Regions from separate parts of the Homo sapiens genome. Here region 2 is linked to region 1. The links are chromatin loops, found by intact Hi-C in ENCODE. Cell type or tissue: Caco-2. All regions are shown on one strand. Each heading gives the region's core, and the rest is flanking DNA. Links, peaks and the distances in the headings are about the cores only.

The links. Peaks named below come from ENCODE experiments on the same cell type or tissue, not always from the same donor. Only the 100,000 strongest peaks of a DNase experiment are listed, where the experiment ranks them.
Region 2: it touches region 1 in a loop (2.2-fold over the local background); 2 of 110 quality-filtered maps call a loop at or near these places.

What each region holds. Positions count from the first base shown.
Region 1 is chr6:95,803,004-95,809,177 of GRCh38, forward strand. No RefSeq gene overlaps it. Among named protein-coding and RNA genes, the nearest start is that of FUT9, 210 kb to the right of the region's middle. RefSeq lists an enhancer at 1-710. In Caco-2, for the core only: no CTCF peak of the experiment used is centred there; a DNase peak (open chromatin) is centred at 2,278.
Region 2 is chr6:95,864,143-95,870,316 of GRCh38, forward strand. No RefSeq gene overlaps it. Among named protein-coding and RNA genes, the nearest start is that of FUT9, 150 kb to the right of the region's middle. In Caco-2, for the core only: a CTCF peak has its summit at 2,810 (motif pointing left); a DNase peak (open chromatin) is centred at 2,799.

The sequences.
Region 1 (6,174 bases), core at 336-5,335:
AGAAAACTGAGAAAGAGGGAGCAGAAGATTGTCTTGACATCAAAGGTGCTAAAGTAAGGACTATTTGGGGCATCTAATATGTGTGAAAGTGTGGTAACCCAATCCCAGATTAAGTCAAGTGCATTTGAAAGGTTTCCCAACTGTGAAAGTTTCTCTAAGTAATTCTCTCAATAGGCTCACCTCAGGAAATTAACACACTCCAGGACCAATTGAAGTTCTTATCAATTAAGCTAATTGACACAGCAGGCTTAAACTATTTCCCAAAGGTGAATATAAAGCATTAGTTCAACAAATGAATACCTCTTAAATCTTTTGAAAGCCTTCCCTAGTCAACTAGTTGAATGCAAAAGCTATATACATACATATAGATAAGCTTTAATAATACAAAAGTCATCCTTTAATTAAGTGGCCCTGTGTTGGGATCAGATCATTTATATTCAAGGAAACATAATTTTTTGTTTAAAATATTAAGAAAATCAGTGTTCTAGTGAAATTCTTTTCAGCCTTGTAAAAATTGGTTTTATTATTTTTATTACAACCAAAAAGTAATATGAAATAATCATACTATTTTAGCTTTGTATTTGAATTGGAAAACCATTATTATATTTTAAAATGATGTTCTCTTCATTTCCTTATTATTATCTTTTGCCAAACTTAAGGTTCTGCTGATACTAAATTTAAAAAATAAATTAAACAGAATGGAGAATATAAAAGTTATTTTTAAAATTTTAATTATTTTTAAAGTAGAGATAATTACTATAACCTTTGAAGCTATCTTAATGACTTTCCTTTGGTCTCTTTTTGAGAAGTCTATGCTTCCTATAAAATGTATTTTTAATACCTATAAAACATATTTTTACCTCCTATAAAATGGATTTTTATCTCATTTCCCATTTTGCTACTATACTGTCTGCCTGACCTTGGAACATTTATTTAACCTCTCCATATCTCAGTTTTTTTATTAGGAAAATGGACCTAATAATATTGCCTATTTGAGAGAGTTGTTGTGCAAATTAAAAACAGGAAAATGTTGTAAAAGTTTTAGTGTATTTGCTGGTACTAGTGAGCACTCAATAAATGTGAACTATTGTTGGCAAAGCAAGGGTTAAAAGGAGAAAAGGAGGAGACTTCTAAGTTAAAGGAATATTATAAGCCAATAACACAGCAGCAGAGCTTAGCCAGGTATGATAAGGGCAGGATGTTGTTGGGCTAGAATAAATACTAATTTCACAGCAGAATGAAATAAAAGACTGAGAATAATGGCTGTTAATGGCTAATGGGGATTTTGTAAAGCCAAACTGAAAGTCAACATTTTGAGCTTTGTTTAGAGAATGGTAGTGAACTTTTGTTTGTTTTATTGTTCAATTTTAACACTCAAAAGTGAAATGATCAAATAAATCTTTTAAAAAGATTTACCTGGAACGATCAGTAGATGTGAAATTTATATGTATATCTAAAATTTCCTCACTAGAGACCAGTAAAGAAATTATTTTAAGAGTATGGAAATTGGTTGATGGTGTTTATTAGGCAAGATAAGTAGATGCCTTTAAAAGTAATGTATTGTGTTGTTCCTCTAACCTGAATTTTCACTAAGTGGAAATCAAAGTGTAAAGTCAACTAATGACTTACTGAGGTCACACCACTAAGTCTGTTAGCTCTAGGCCTAGAACCTAATATTCATGTTCCCAGGCCCATGCTCTTTTCATAACACCAAACTATCTCAATTCAACAGGTATGTATTGAACATATGCTATGAGGCACTCTGATGTTTGCCTCAGGCCATATAAAGAGAAGACTTGAGTTGTAAAAATAGTATGGCCTATACCATTATGCTTTCAATGTGGAGTATTTGAAGATGTCACAAGAAGTTACTTCACAGATTTGGAAAGAGCTAATTACTTCTAGTGACACCATTTCCAGAAACTTAAGGTGTGCAGCTGTATTACTGCCTGTCAACCAAAACATTTTTCCAAAAAAAAGTACTCAATTTCTGAGCTATGTCAGATTATTAGTTATCGCATTAACTTGGTCATTGAATGGTTAAGTCCTGGCTTGGCCATACTCTCCACTGAACAGAATACAAAAAAAAAAAAAAAAATGAATGAAAATGGACTGTTTCTTTGATGTCAGAAAACAAATTTGACAATCTTTTTTTCTGGATAGCAAACAAAACAAAAGAAAGGCACTAATCTCTTGATTTTGAAATTTTTCTTTGAACTCCTTTGAACATACCATTACAGTTCATATCTCAGCAATCAAAGTGCCTGCCAGAAGGTAGAGCTTTCTGGGGTGGTGTGTGTGTGTGTGTATGCACAGAGGAGGAAGTCATTCTGCCTTTCTATTTGTAATTTCTGTATTTGATTATCTATGTTTGAAATGACTCACAAAGAATAAAAGTAACCACACTACTCAAAGTAGCTGTTCCCCAAACTGTTCGTTACCCTTACACTAAGAGATAAGAAGCTTGATCCAAAATGTAATATAATGCATTGCTATCTTCATCAATAAAATCTTGCTACCAAGAACCTGTCAGATATGTGAAACAGAATGCTTAGTGCTGTTGTGAATTGTGATTAAGCTCTTTATATTGACACAAACCCCATAACAAGGAGTTTATTGTTAGCACAATTTGTGGATCGCAGTTGAAAGAGCACTGATATAGAAAAATATTTCCAGTGGCAATTTAACTTTTTATTGTATTGAAAAAACACTGTGAGATCAACTCTCTTCACAAATTTTTAAGTGTACAGTACAGGGTTGTTGTCTATAAGCACAATGTTGTCTCTAGAACTTTTTCATCTTTCATAACTGGAACTCTATGTCTATTGAACAGCAACTCACCATTTTCCCCTCTCACTAGCTCCTGGAAACCACCATTCTACTTTGTGTTTCTATGTTTGACTAGGTGAGATACCTTGTGTAAATGGAATCAAGCAGTATTTGTCCTTCTGTGATTGGCTTATTTCAATTAGCATGATGTCCTCAAGGTTCATCTATACTGTATGACAATCTAAATGTCCATTGATGGAAGAATGGTGTATTAGTCCATTCTCACATTGCTGTAAAGAACTACCTGAGACTGGGTAATTTATTAAAAAAAAAAAAGGGGGGGCTCACAGTTTTGCAGGATGTACAGGAAGCATGGCTGGGGAGGTCTCAGGAAACTTGTAGTTACGGTGAAGGTAAAGTGGAAAGAGTTAGATCTCACAGGACTGGAGCAGGAAGAAGAGAGAAAAAGGGGAGGTGCTACCCACTTTCAAGCAACCAGATATCATGAAAACTCATTCACTATCATGAGAACAGCAAGAGGGAAATTCACCCCCATAATCCAGTCACCCCCTACTAGACCCCTGCTCCAACACTGGGGATTACAATTCGACATGAGACTTGGGCAGAGACCTATAGTCAAACCATATCAAACGTGTAAAGAAAATGTGGTATAAACATACAATGAAATAGCATTCAGCCACAAAAATAAGAAAATCCTGTCACATGTGACAATTTAAATTAAAACTTCCAATGACTGCTGTAATTATTGTTTTAATTTAACATAGGTTAACTCGGTATTCATATAAAAGAAACTGCCATGGCCCATTGACATTGGCCTTATAAGCAATTTAATGAAAGCAGTTCTTATGCTAATAGTTACAGAATGATTTCCATTTCTAACAGTTTGCTCTAGATCTACCTCAAAAAACCTTCACAATGATCTTGAGCTCTGCAGATTTTCACATCTCTTATATTAGCTTTTTAAAAAGTCTCTATTTTGAGTTTTATACAAATACAGTTTATACAAATTCAGTTTGTACAGTTTATACAAATTCACAGGAAGTTGAAAAATTGTACAGTTAAGCTCCATGTACATATCACCCAATTTCTCCAAGTGATTATATCTTACATAACCATAATATAATATCAAAACAAAAAATTGGCAGTGGTTCAATGAGTGTGTATATGTCTACACCATTTTACTGCATATGTGGATTTGTGGAAACATCACTACAATGAAGATAGAGGTATTCCATTACCTCAAAGACTTTTCCTTCAGAGTCACATCTACCTTCCCCACTCTCCATTCCTAATCCCAAGTAATCAACTAGTTATCCATCTCTAAAATTTTTTCATTAAAAAATGCTATATAAATGGAATCTTACAACATGTAATATTTTGATATTAGCTTTTTAAAACTGTTTTCTCAGGGTTCATCCAAGTTGTTGCACGTATCAGTAGTTCCTCTTCATTGCTGAGTAGTATTCTATGGTATGGATGTAACACAATTTATTTAACCGTTCAACTGTTGAAAGATATTTTGGTTGTTTCTAGTTTGAGGTAAATACAAATAAAGCTTCAATGAACATTTTTGTACAGATTTTTGTATGGAGTTATTTCTCTGGGAAAAATGCCTAGGGGAACTATTGCTGAGTCATATGGTAAATGTGTGTTTACTTTGTAAAGAAATGGCCAAACTATTTTCCAGGATGGCTGAACCATTTTATATTTCCACAGAAATGTGTAAGGTATACAGTTTCTCCACATCTTCACCAGCTTTTGGTATTAACACTCTTTTACTTTAGCTGTTTTACTAAGTGTATAGTGAGATCTCATCGTGGCCTTAAGTTACATTTCCTTAATAGCTAGTGATGTTGATCATCTTTTCATGTGCTCATTTGCCATCTATATATTCTTTTTGGTGAAATCTTCATGTATTGTGCTTGGATTATTTTTATTGTTGACTCTTGAGAGTTTTCATACATTCTAGATGTAAGTTGTTTGTCAGAAATGTGGTTTGCAAATACTTTTTCCCAGTCTGTAGGTTTGTCTTTTCATCCACTTGGCAGTTTATTTTCTTTCATTTTATTATCAGTAGATGCAGAAAGAGACAGGTCCTTTTATAGAACTATAGTATTTAATTTTGTTGAAGTCCATTTGTTGATTTTTTTGCTTTTATGAATTGTACTTTTGGTATCATGTTAATAAACTCTTTACCGAGTCCTAAAGTCACAAACATTTTCTCCTAAAAGTTTTATAGTTTTATATTTTACAATTGAATTTATAAAATACTTTGTTAACTTCTGTGTAAGGTATGAGGTTTAAGTCAAAGTATATATTTTTCCCTATGGAGATACAATTGCTCTATCACTATTTGCTAAAAAGATGATCCTTTCTCTATTTATTGCTCTTTAATTTTTTTCAAAATGAATTGGCTATACTTATGTGGGGCTATTTCTGGTTTCTGTATTATCTATTCTGTTCCATTGATCTGTACATTTATTCTTCTACCAATATGATGCGGTACAGATTACTGTTGCTATATATAAGACTTGGAATTTTGTTTTTAACTTTTATTTTAGGCTCAGGGTACATGTGCAAGTTTGTTATATAGGTTAACTGCATGTCATAGGGGTTTGGTGTACAGATTATTTCATCACCCAGGTAACAAGCATAGTTCCCGATAGGTATTTTTTCTGATCATTGATCTCCTCCCTCTCTCTACCCTCTAGTAGGCCCCAGTGTCTTTTTTTCTCCTCTTTGTATCCATGCGTTCTCATCATTTAACTCTCACTTGTAAGTGAGAACATGTTGTATTTGGTTTTCTGTTCCTGTGTTAATTTGCTTAGAATAATAACCCCCAGCTCCATCCATGTTGCTGCAGAGGACATGATCTTGTTCCTTTTTATGGCTGTGCAGTATTCCATAGTGAATATGTGCCACACTTTCTTCATCCAGCCTACCACTGATGGGCATTTAGGATAATTTCCATATCTTTGCCATTGTGAGTAGTGCTGCAGCAAAAATACGTGTACATGTATCTTTATGGCAGAATGATTTCTATTCCTTTGGGTATATACCCAATAATGGCTTTGGGGGGTTGAATGGTAATTCTGTTTTCATTGAGAAATTGCCACACCAATTTCCACAGTGGCTGAGCTAATTTACATTCCCATTAGCATTGTATCAGCATTCCCTTTTCTCTGCAACCTGGTCTGTATGTTATTTTTTGACTTTTTAATAATAGCCATTCTGACTGGTGTGAGACAGTATCTCATTGTGGTTTGGATATACATTTCTCTAGTGATTAGTTTATGTTGAGTACTTCTTTCACATGCTTGTTGGTCACATGTATGTCTTCTTTTGAAATGTGTCTGCTCATGTCCTTTGCCCACTTTTTGATAG
Region 2 (6,174 bases), core at 367-5,366, 61 kb after region 1:
ATAAAGGGGATATGACCACTGATCCCACAGAAATACAAACTACCATCAGAGAATACTACAAACAACTCTATGCAAATAAACTAGAAAATCTAGAAGAAATGGATAAATTCCTCGACATATACAGTCTCCCAAGACTAAACCAGGAAAAAGTTGAATCTCTGAATAGACCAATAACAGGATCTGAAATTGTGGCAATAATCAATAGCTTACCAACTAAAAACAGTTGAGGACCAGATGGATTCACAGCAGAATTCTACCAGAGGTACAAGGAGGAACTGGTACCATTCCTTCTGAAACTATTCCAATCAATAGAAAAAGAGGGAATCCTCCCTAACTCATTTTATGAGGCCAGCATCATCCTGATACCAAAGCCAGGCAGAGACACAACTAAAAAAAGAGAATTTTAGACCAACATCCTTGATGAACATTGATGCAAAAATCCTCAATAAAATACTGGCAAACTGAATCCAGAAGCACATCAAAAAGCTTATCCACCATGAGCAAGTGGGCTTCATCCCTGGGATGCAAGGCTGGTTCAATATATGCAAATCAATAAATGTAATCCAGCATATAAACAGAACCAAAGACAAAAACCACATGATTATCTCAATAGATGCAGAAAAGGCCTTTGACAAAATTCAACACCCCTTCATGCTAAAAACTCTCAATAAATTAGGTTTTGATGGGACATATCTCAAAATAATAAGAACTATTTATGACAAACCCACAGCCAATATCATACTGAATGGGCAAAAACTGGAAGCATTCCCTTTGAAAACTGGCACAAGACAGGGATGCCCTCTCTCACCACTCCTATTCACCATAGTGTTGGAAGTTCTGGCCAGGGCAATTAGGCAGGAGAAGGAAACAAAGGGTATTCAATCAGGAAAAGAGGAAGTCAAATTGTCCCTGTTCGCAGATGACATGACTGTATATCTAGAAAATCCCATTGTCTCAGCCCAAAATCTCCTTAAGCTGATAAGCAACTTCAGCAAAGTCTCAGGATACAAAATCAATGTACAAAAATCACAAGCATTCTTATACACCAACAACAGACAAACAGAGAGCCAAATCATGAGTGAACTCCCATTCACAATTGCTTCAAAGAGAATAAAATACCTAGGAATCCAACTTACAAGGGATGCGAAGGACCTCTTCAAGGAGAACTACAAACCACTGCTCAATGAAATAAAAGAGGATACAAACAAATGGAAGAACATTCCATGCTCATGGGTAGGAAGATTCCACATTTCTACAAAAAAGGACCATTAGCTCTTGAATGAGGTAAGAAACACAATAAAAATAATTTAAGGAATGCATATATGTTCATTTTTATTTCTCCTGAAACACTCATCTCAAACTGAAGAGTTCAGGTTGGTTTTCTCCAATTGGTTTGTTTTCTCACAATGCATTTGCCTATCTCTCTTTACTTCTCACCTACTTAAATGCTTGTTATTTTTAAAAATCCTAAGTTAATTTCCCCTATCTTCATTTGTTAGGTATGTCAAGGTTTTCCCACCACCTTACAAACTCCAACACAAATTATATTCATTGAGCTTTTCTCAGCTCTATATAGTCAATTAATTTTTATAAATCTATTTTATCTCTCCAACTAAATCATAAGTTTTTACAAATTTAGGACCTTGTGTGTTCTTCTGTTCACTATATTGAAAATATATTCAATGATTCATTGATTGATTGATCGGATTGCCTAAGAGAATAGGCATCTTTATTTAGTGCTATACAATTTTATTTATTTACAAGTGATAAAGTGCCTATAATATAAATATTAAAGTAATAGGCAATATAATTTGCTATTAAATAGCTTTTAATAAGATACAATTCATGGTCTTGATTCTAAAAACACACTTTCCTGAAAAAGAGGTGATTGTGCAATACTTTTTAATATGACATAGAATGATTCATTTAACAGGTAATATGTTGGCCTTGAGGCTTGGTGCACAAGGATGGACTCAGAATAGGGACCTAGGAGAAATAAATTCTAATCTCTGCCCCCTTCAGATACCATGATTTGGGAATTTGGAAAATTTGTTAAGAGTCTTTAACCTTTTATGGGCTTTATTTCCTTATCTATAATATGAAAATAGATTAGAAAAATCTCTAAATTTACTTTTAGTATAAAATTACATGTTACCTGTATACACTGGTGAAATAAAATTGTTTGAGCTCCTTTTCATATAAAGCCTCTATGTTGAAACTTTCATGTGAAACCTTGAAATTGCTTTAAGAAAAACTCACTATACTTTATTACATTCCCCCATTTAGCCAAACACTTAACATGTATGAATTAGTAAAGTCATGATTCATAATTTTCTTTATATTAACAAAAAAGTAGATTTAAAAAATAGTATGTTAAAGGTAAAACTGCCACACGAAGTTGGAAGATGACTAATTTATTTGTGATATTTCACTTTTTAATTGGAGATACTATATATGAGTATCCCCACAAGGTGCGTGACCCAATACCTATCACTTTCTTCCTTTTTTTCTACTGTCTTATTCATAAACATGCCTTAAACACTGAAAATTAAGGGTACAAATGCAGACATACATACGTAATAGGCAAGTGATAAAAGCATTTAACATTTTAAACATAAATTATCAAAATTTATAATTAGAAAATCCACATGAAAGCTAACTGTATGTATTATAGATGAAAATAGATTTACCTCATGAGTTTTAACCATCCTTTCTTGCCTTTATTTATGAGGTGTCTCTTAGCCTAATAAAAATGTCAGTATATGCATGTGGTGCTGACATCTGCTGGCAGAGATGGTCGGCAACAATATGTGACCCCGACAAGTAGACCTACAGAGGCAGGTGTGGAGCGCCTAACGTAAAAAAGTGTTTAAGACATATTTATATTTTCATGAATTCTAATATGGTGTAGAGAAGTGTCATGTCAAGTAAATTTCGTTTCCGAATATTGACTCTAAGAATGCAATGCCCGTGGGCAAGTCATTTGACCACACTGGGTCTGGATGCATTCTGTTTGTTCCAGCTCTAATACTTGATTTGACTTTCACAGGTTGTTACCTTTATATAATCTTCATTGTGGTGTCCTATTTAAGGAAAGGAAGTCAGACTGGTGGGAGCAGGGGAAAGCAGAAAGAAGAAGCAGATTAGCTACAAGTCTGCCTTACTTCACGGTCCCGGACACATAGCCCTCCTGCGCAAATAATTCACAATCTTTCTGCGCCCAGTTATCACCAGACCCTTGGCTGATACAAAAAAAAAATTCAGGTTAGCTCACTACAACCTTGGAGTTATCAGTATTGCACAAAGCCCTCCACAGCATGCGGCATAAATAGTATCCTGTAAAATCTCCAGCAAGCCTTTGTTTCCTCATAGTCAGCTCCTCTTCTGCTGATCCTGCCTGTTGCTCCCTTGTAACATACTTTCATACTTTCATACTTTCTCTAATAAACCTCTCTTTATCTACAACTGTCTTGGTAAGTTGTTTTACCCTCATGCCATGGGCTCAAATAGACATAGCTCCCCTGTGACATTCATCATGATTTTATAATAATTCAGAAACATACTGTAGAATTAATTTTTAAGTGTTTACAATAGACCAAGAGCTGAATGGATTCAAATTAAATATATATTAGTATCAAGCTTTCACCTACTGATAAAAAAATAAAGGAGTCTAAGATTTCTTTTAAAAAAAAACAAAGCTTAGCTCATTAAATATTTCCAAGCATCAAAACCAGAGATAAGGTATTCATGTAGGAAAAGTATTAAATATAGTATCAAAAGTTCTGGTTTTTCTATTTTGGGAAAAGCCAGCTTAACATCTCTAAAATACCTAAAATGAGCTCCATACCTAAAAATGGAGATAATATACTCACCTCACAGTAGTATTTTAAGGATTAAATGAGAAATGCAGTCAATGATTATTATTAAACTATAAAGATCTTTATAAATGTATAATAATATCATACTTTAGTTACATTATATATCTTTCTTGTACATCTGTTATATAGCAATAATAGCTGAGAGCCTACAGATAATTTCATCTTAGTTGAAATTTTATTTAAAAATTTATAGTAAAAAATCTAAAATTAATAGTCTACTCAATTTAAAAGACCCAAATGTTTTGGAAGGCTCACATGAGTCTAATTTTGTATCTCAAGATTGACTTAATAGAGTAGATGCCACTAAGAACATAGATTTGTAAATAATTCATATTTCTGAGAGTAGTTGTTATATAATAAATACTTAATCATCTTACACATTTTTCCTTATTTTATTAGTTAGTTTTTATTTTATCTATGCATCATGTCACTATTATAAATAATACACTGAGCTAGATGCTCAGATGACAGGGAGAAAATGGAAAGTGGAAAAAAACATATCACAGTCACTGGCCTTCACAGATTTTTAATTTTCATGGAAAGATAGACATTCCAAATGAAACATATGACGTAAAAGGATTTTAAGGAAAATGCTGAGTACAATGTAGAATTAACCAATTCAAAATCTCAAATCAAAAAATGTTATCATGTGGCCTTATTTAAACTTGGGCCCCAGTAGCAAGATTTAGGACAGGACAGACCTTCTGAGGCCAGGGGTTTCAGCACAGGGTGAATAGAGGCTACCACGCCAGGACTTGGCCAGGACTAGGAAGAGGCAGAACAGAAAATGTTAGATACAGAAATCTGAATAGTTAGGAGAGGAGCTGCAGGTTACTAGGAGGGAGGGTAATGATAGAAGACACAATGTTCAAGTACAATACAGGCAGGTCTGGTGAGCAAGGGTTTCAGAAAAAGTATGAGGCTATGGAGCAAAGCTGCAAATATTCAACAGATGATCTGACTAAAAATTTTTAAAAAACAAACTTTATTGGGTGAAAAATAGAAAGTTTGAATACATTAATTAATTAGTTATCTATTCCACATTTGCCTCGTATACCTGAACTTGATAAAAAAGAATGAATATGAAACAGATCTTTCCATTGAATAATTTATTATATGAACGTGTATTGAAAAGCTCTAATTTAAACCAGGTATGTGGTGGGCACAGCTAGAATAAATGGTAGACGTGATATTCACTCTCACGGAGTTTACATCTAGATGACTGAACACAAATACTTGAATGGAAATAATTGTTAATGAAAACATGTGAACTGCCATAAAAAGGAGAATGAAGTATTGAGAAAAATCAAATGGAGAAGTATGTCAGGTATTTGGGAAACTACTGATGCATTTAGAACTGTGGTGGATATAAAAGTATAACATCAATTTATATTTATTGAATGGTTAAGTAAATTGATTGTGAATAAATGACTGACTGAAGCAATGTACAAGTAGGGTGAGGCTGGAAAGGACTGGAAGGGGAGGGGCTTATCTACAGATATTTGAGTAAAATAATCATAGATATAATAATCAAGAATCTAGGATTTTCTGAAGCAGCTTTGATTGTAAATAGCCTGACCTGTAGTCTCTCCACATATACTTCTGCTTGCCAGGCATGTACTGATATTTGCTTTTAAAATGTGATTATTTTAAGCATGTAAAAGAAATGAGGATTAGTGCCAAGGCAACTGGCTTCAGAGCCAGAACTCTGCTATTTCCTTCCAGCCCAAGACTCACTTGGTCTTAGAAAGGGGTGAGAGCCCTCCATTAGAGACAGGTGGAAACACCTGGGGTCCTGAGGGTCAGAGGCAGGGGGACATACGCAGTGAGGACACAGATCTCGATTCACTGCTAGTTTGCCAGCTACCTAAATCCTCCTGTTTTTCTTTTTTTTTCATATTATCATATGTTAAAAACTTTCTTATTTTAAATCACCAGTAGGATGTTTGGGAGTTTAAACATGGAACTACTGCAAAAATGATATTTCAAATCTCTCTTCACCATCCAATGCATAAAATAATGACTCAGAACAATGAACTTAGTACCATCAGTAATATCTATCAAGAAGGCCCCAAGGCTCTACCCAGAATTCTTCGCAATTTCTTCCACCATTTGTTCATAGCTTAATTAGATTAGCAAGAAAATTATTGTCAATTACACAGTTTCTGACAAAAGTAATCATAATCACATAAACAGACACTATCTGGAGATAAGCTCTTTTCTGCAATAAATGATTTTTATTCTTCTAAAACTCAGTCTTAAAATATTTTCAAAATTAAAAACCCTCACACTGAGG